Regions from separate parts of the Homo sapiens genome. Here region 2 is linked to region 1. Evidence: read pairs that join two places in POLR2A ChIA-PET (ENCODE). Cell type or tissue: PC-9. All regions are shown on one strand. Each heading gives the region's core, and the rest is flanking DNA. Links, peaks and the distances in the headings are about the cores only.

Evidence for each region. Peaks named below come from ENCODE experiments on the same cell type or tissue, not always from the same donor. Only the 100,000 strongest peaks of a DNase experiment are listed, where the experiment ranks them.
Region 2: POLR2A ChIA-PET joins it to region 1 with 5 read pairs; 5 of 35 experiments call an interaction of 5 or more read pairs at or near these places.

What each region holds. Positions count from the first base shown.
Region 1 is chr17:63,779,711-63,782,519 of GRCh38, forward strand. All of the region lies in intron 1 of DDX42 (DEAD-box helicase 42), which reads left to right. Among named protein-coding and RNA genes, the nearest start is that of DDX42, 6.9 kb to the left of the region's middle. In PC-9, for the core only: no CTCF peak of the experiment used is centred there; a DNase peak (open chromatin) is centred at 1,041; H3K4me3 peaks cover 740 bases; H3K27ac peaks cover 2,030 bases.
Region 2 is chr17:63,646,337-63,649,145 of GRCh38, forward strand. The region is part of intron 3 of MAP3K3 (mitogen-activated protein kinase kinase kinase 3); the gene reads left to right. Among named protein-coding and RNA genes, the nearest start is that of MAP3K3, 25 kb to the left of the region's middle. RefSeq lists an enhancer at 707-756. In PC-9, for the core only: no CTCF peak of the experiment used is centred there; a DNase peak (open chromatin) is centred at 1,205.

The sequences.
Region 1 (2,809 bases), core at 31-2,530:
TCTCTGAGTTTGACTATTCTAGGTATCTCTTTTTTTTTTCTTTTTGTTTTCTTTGTAGAGATGGGGTCTCGCTGTGTTGCCCAGGCTGGTCTCAAACTCCTGGCCTCAAGCCATCCTCCTGCTTCCCAGAGTACTGGGAATATAGGCGTAAGCCACTGCATCTGCCTCTTTTATTTTTTTAGTAACCAAATAGAAATTTGGGTGGCTATCTTTTGCTTCTTCTGTCAGCTATACTCCCACAAATCTCTGTGATTGTCAAGGTTCAGTAACCATATACACTACATGGTTTAATAGTAGGAAAAACTGCCGGGCACGGTGGCTCACGCCTGTAATCCCAGCACTTTGGGAGGCCAAGGCAGGCAGATCACCGGCGGTCGGGAGTTTGAGACCAGCCTGACCAACATGGAGAAACCCCATCTCTCCTAAAAATACAAAATTAGCCAGGCGTGGTGGCACATGCCTGTAATTCCAGCTACTTGGGAGGCTGAGGCAGGAGAATCACTTCAACCTGGGAGGCGGAGGTTGTGGTGAGCTGAGATTGCGCCATTGCACTCCAGCCTGGGCAACAAGAGCGAAACTGTCTCAAAAAAACAAAAAAAAAAAAAAGTAGGAAAAACTGTTGTCAAGAGACTTAAGTAATGATCCATTGAGGATGATCTGGCTTAGATTTAATCAGGAAGGGTGGTTAGCTAGATAACAAGGTTTGTAGTAATAAAATAGAGTTTTCATAAATACTGGGATGAATTTTGGAGAGCCTGAATACATTACATTTATTCATACAGCAAAATTTTTTGAGTACTATGCAGACACCAAGGATATAGTGCTGGACAAATTGAGTCAAGTCTATGCCCTCATAGAGCTAACATTCTACTCAGGGTATATAGAAAGCACAGTTCCTTGGCCTTCCTAGAGTCAGTAATTGAGGGACAATGAGCTGTGTGTTCTAGATGAGCTAGGGAAAGGATCGCTTTTCCAACTTGCTAAGTCTTGAGAGCCAGTAAGCAACCCTCACCTGCCCAAGGTCTCACTGCCTGCCTGTTTGTGGCAGGAGTTGATTTGCTGCTTTTGTAATATGAACCTTTTGATTATTTAATAGGGCTGATTCATAGTCATGTTTGTTCTTTTCACTCCTTCCCTCTAGCTTTGGGGGAAGAGTGAGTTACTCCTGTTGTTAAAAGTTTTGATTGTGTCTGGTCTTCTCTGGAAATCCTATGACTTTTTTCTGTCATTTTGCATCTTCAGTTTTTCAGACTTTACTGGTTTTTCCCCTTTAGCATATAAACATGCCTATGTTTCTTTAAAAAATAAAATTTCTGTAGGTAATGCTTCACTTTCTCCTTCCTATCATTGATAAACAGCCTACAAAGTACTCTTGACTCCTCTTGACCTAGTCTTCATCTTCTACTACTTACTTGCCAGGTACTCCTCAACCCTGTCCCTACTGCTCCATTGAAACTGCTTTCACTGATGACTCCTGGTTGCCTATACAACAGAAGAATTTTAGTTCTTTTTGTTTTGTTTTTTTGAGACAGAGTCTCGCACTCTCGCCCAGGCTGGAGTGTAGTAGCCGGATCTTGGCTCACCGCAAGCTCTACCTCCCAGGTTCATGCCTTTCTCCTGCCTCAGCCTCCTGAGTAGCCGGAACTACAGGTGCCCGCCACCACGTCCGGCTAATTTTTTGTATTTTTAGTAGAGATGGGGTTTCACCGTGTTAGCCAGGATGGTCTTGATCTCCTGACCTTGTGATCCGCCTGCCTTGGCCTCCCAAAGTGCTGGGATTACAGGCGTGAGCCACCGTGCCTGGCACATTTTAGTTCTTAACTTACCTAACTTCTCTTTAGTTTTCTGCCTATAGAGCTTCTTTCTCCTCACCCGTGTTCCTCCTTGTCTCCCCTTCCTTCTTTCCCCCTCTTCTTTCTTTCCCTTCCCCAATCCCTGTTCCATCTGAAGTTTCCATGTAAGCTTCTCTTTTTCTGCCCATTCCTAAATAGTGATATATGTTAAGAATTGTCTTACTGGGCCGGATGTGGTGGCTCACGCCTGTAATCCTAGCACTTTGGGAGGCCGAGGCAGGTGGATCACGAGGCCAGGAGATCGAGACCATCCTGGCTAACATGGTGAAACCCCGTCTCTACTAAAAATACAAAAAATTAGCCGGGCCTGGTGGCAGGTGCCTGTAGTCCCAGCTACTGGGGAGGCTGAGGCAGGAGAATGGTGTGAACCCGGGAGGCAGAGCTTGCAGTGAGCCGAGATTGTGCCACTGCACTCCAGCCTGGGCGACAGAGTGAGACTCCGTCTCAAAAAATAAAAATAAAAAAAGAATTGTCTTACCAGCTGGGCGCAGTGGATCACGAGGTCAGGAGTTTGAGACCAGCCTGGCCAACATGGTGAAACCTGTCTCTACTAAAAATACAAAAATTAGCTGGGCACGGTGGTGCGTGCTTGTAATCCCAGCTACTCGGGAGGCTGAGGCAGGAGAATTGCTTGAACTCAGGAGGCGGAGGTTGCAGTGAGCCAAGATCATGCCATTGCCCTCCAGCTCTGGGCGACAGAGCAAGACTCCGTCTTGGGGAGAAAAGAAAGAATTGTCTTACTTCTTTTCTCACTCTGCATGGTCTCTCTGCTAGCTTATTTACATCAGTAACCTCAAATGCAAATGGCTTACATCAAATCTATAGCTCACTCCGGACCCCTCTCTGCAGTTACTGCCCCTGCTTGGCATCTCTACTCAGCTCTCTCATAGATACTGAACTCACCTTTTGCCTAATTTTGCAAACCTGGCTCTTTTAGGTTTCCATCTCCATTAGTG
Region 2 (2,809 bases), core at 158-2,657, 130 kb before region 1:
TTTATTAGGAAGTGAGGACTCTGGCCCTACTCAGAGTCATGGCTTTCAGACACACTGACACTGTGTCACCTGTGGGCATTAGAGGGAGGGCAGGATTCTCCTGTGATATGGTGCCATTACTATTCCCAGTAGAGCAGCCCTGGCTTTGTCCACATCAAGGGTCAGGTTGGTGAATTAGAAGTTTCTTCATGATGTCTCTAGGTCATGGGAAGCTGCACCAAGTCCATCAGTTGTAAAAGACTTTAGCTCCTTTGAGGACATAGAAAGAGGGAGTTTTTCGGTCTGTGTTCTGAATCTTACCTCATTAGGGAAGTGAAAGTAGTGTTACAAAACTCTTCTGTCCTTTTCTCCATTGTCAGTATTTTCATTATTGTTATTTTTTGTGGGAAGCCAAGGTAGAAGTTCTCAGTAGAAAAAATGTGACTGTACTTAATTTCTGAAGTTATTTAAGGAAAACATTCAGAAAGCATACAGAACTCTGGACATGGGATATTTGGGACCTTGCATGTTTGTGCATGTGCGGCACATGTACACATAAATGTGCCTTTCGGTGTTTTTTCCACTCTTTGCCTTTCTTTCCCATTGATATACTACCCCCTGCCACCCTCAGCTTTCCTTTGCTTTGAGCATTTGGACAGGTGAAGAGCATACCCATTAGTATGAGGTCTTCCTACTTTAAGAGTCTCACCACAGGACCTTAGTACCTCTAAACATTCTTGATTCTGGTAGTTCTCTACAGTTGGTACCTTTCAGCCTACTTTGCAGCTGGCTCCAGAGGAGACCTGTGGCTACTATTCTCCCTTTAAAATACACATTCACAAGCCTACAAGGTTGTCAGAGGCAACCCGGTGGAAGCATTGTGGAAAGTGTGGTCTGCAGAGCCAGGGTCCTTCTGCTCCTATGTGAGTTCCAGGCCTGGAGGGAGGAAGGTCTGAGCTCTGTCCCCAGCTGCTCTTCCTGTGTCCTGCCATTAGCAGAGAAGTTAAATTGTCACTTCACTGTTGCTACTTTTCACATTTTCCAACCTGAGTTTTAAAGGGATGGCCAAACTCAGAGCAGCAGAGTTTTCAATCAAAAGCACAATTGTGTTGGAGCCCAATTACGCAGTTAGGCTCTCCTGAATTCCCTGTTCCCAAAGTGGTATGCAGTTACAGTGAGCAGGCTTACACTGAGAAAGTGTATGTGTTTGGTTTCAGAGAAGCTGCCAGATTGAAACCACAAATATTTAAGGTGGTCAGGCAGGAATGGCCTTCTGAAGCCCTGAGCAGCAGAACGTTGCTTATCAAGGTTTTGAAAATGGTGCATTCTCTTTTTACGGAGCTGTTTTCAGGAGCCATGGCATTTCAGTGTTTGTGTACTATATGTGGAATTGAGGACTTTATAAAGTTGGTGCAGGGAAGCCAACAGAGTTAGTACTCTGTGCCACACAGCTCTAGTTTCGTGTATTTCACGTCAGGATTTTGTAGAGAATGTCATTATGGGCATTTTAAACTTTTTACCTGGAATATGGGTAGTATTTATCTAAATGTAGGCCCTTATAGAATTAGAATTCACAGGAAAGAGGAAAGAAGTCATGACTTTTCCCACTTATCCATGACAGGTATTCATTCTGGTGGGCTGACTTTCCCTTTACTTTGAGAATATGGGGACCAGACCCCTGACTGTCCTCCCTTTTGGCCCCAGGAGGGCTGGGGAGAAGGATTGTAGATTAAGATCTCCTTCCCTTTGGAAATGTTAATGACACACTGATGGGGGTGGTTGCATGGGTGTTAGACCTCTCTTTGAAGCACTGGCCTAAAAATGCCTGTTATTCAATAGGATGGCAGCAGCTTAGATCTTACCCAATCTGGAAGTCCTGGCCTCTGATCTTGACCAGACTTTCAAGCTGCTTTTGTGGGTTTTGAATGGCTCATTGCTAGGCCAAATGCAGAAGAATTTATCTCTGATCATGATCCTTTTTCAATAGTGTGCTAGGGACATCTGAGTGGACTTCTGGTATTTTATCCAGAAAGGCTGGACCCTTTTGCACTGTTGCTGAGGCCTTGAAGAAGGAGGGGTATGATTTGCTATTAGGCATTAATAGAAAGCTATCCTCTCAAAAGGCTTCAGAAACACCTCTATCTAGAGAATCCATCTAGATAGCACCTAACAGTATCACTGCTTGGGACAGTTGATTTGGAAGAAAAAAATATAAGAATTACAGTCTGGGCCGGGTGTGGTGGCTCACGCCTGTAATCCCAGCACTTTGGGAGGCTGAGGCGGGCAGATAAAAAGGTCAGGAGTTCGAGACCAATATGGTGAAACCCCGTCTCTACTAAAAATACAAAAATTAGCCGGGCGTGGTGGCCGGCGTCTGTAGTCCCAGCTACTCGGGAGGCTAAGGCAGGAGAATCGCTTGAACCTGGGAGGTGGAAGTTGCAGTGAGCCGAGTTCGAGCCACTGCACTCCAGCCTGGGGGACAGAGCGAGACTCCATCACACACACACAGAAAAAAGAATTACAGTCTCAATGGGTTTCCTAGTGGAGATGAAACTAATTTGGTTAGCAGTATAATTTCCAAAAATGAAAGGTGGTGATGGACAAAGGAAAAAAACAGGAAGGAATTACCTTCTTGAGATGTTAGGCTTTGCGTGAAGGATAGATTATGGTTTATATTAATAGTCTATCAATGTTGCCCTGTAGAACTTTCTGCTATAATGGAAATGTTCTATATCTGTGCTGTCCAGTACACATATGGCTGCTGTACATGTGGCTAATGAGCACTTGAAATGTGGTTGGTGAGACAGAGGAACCTTTTTCTTTTAAGACA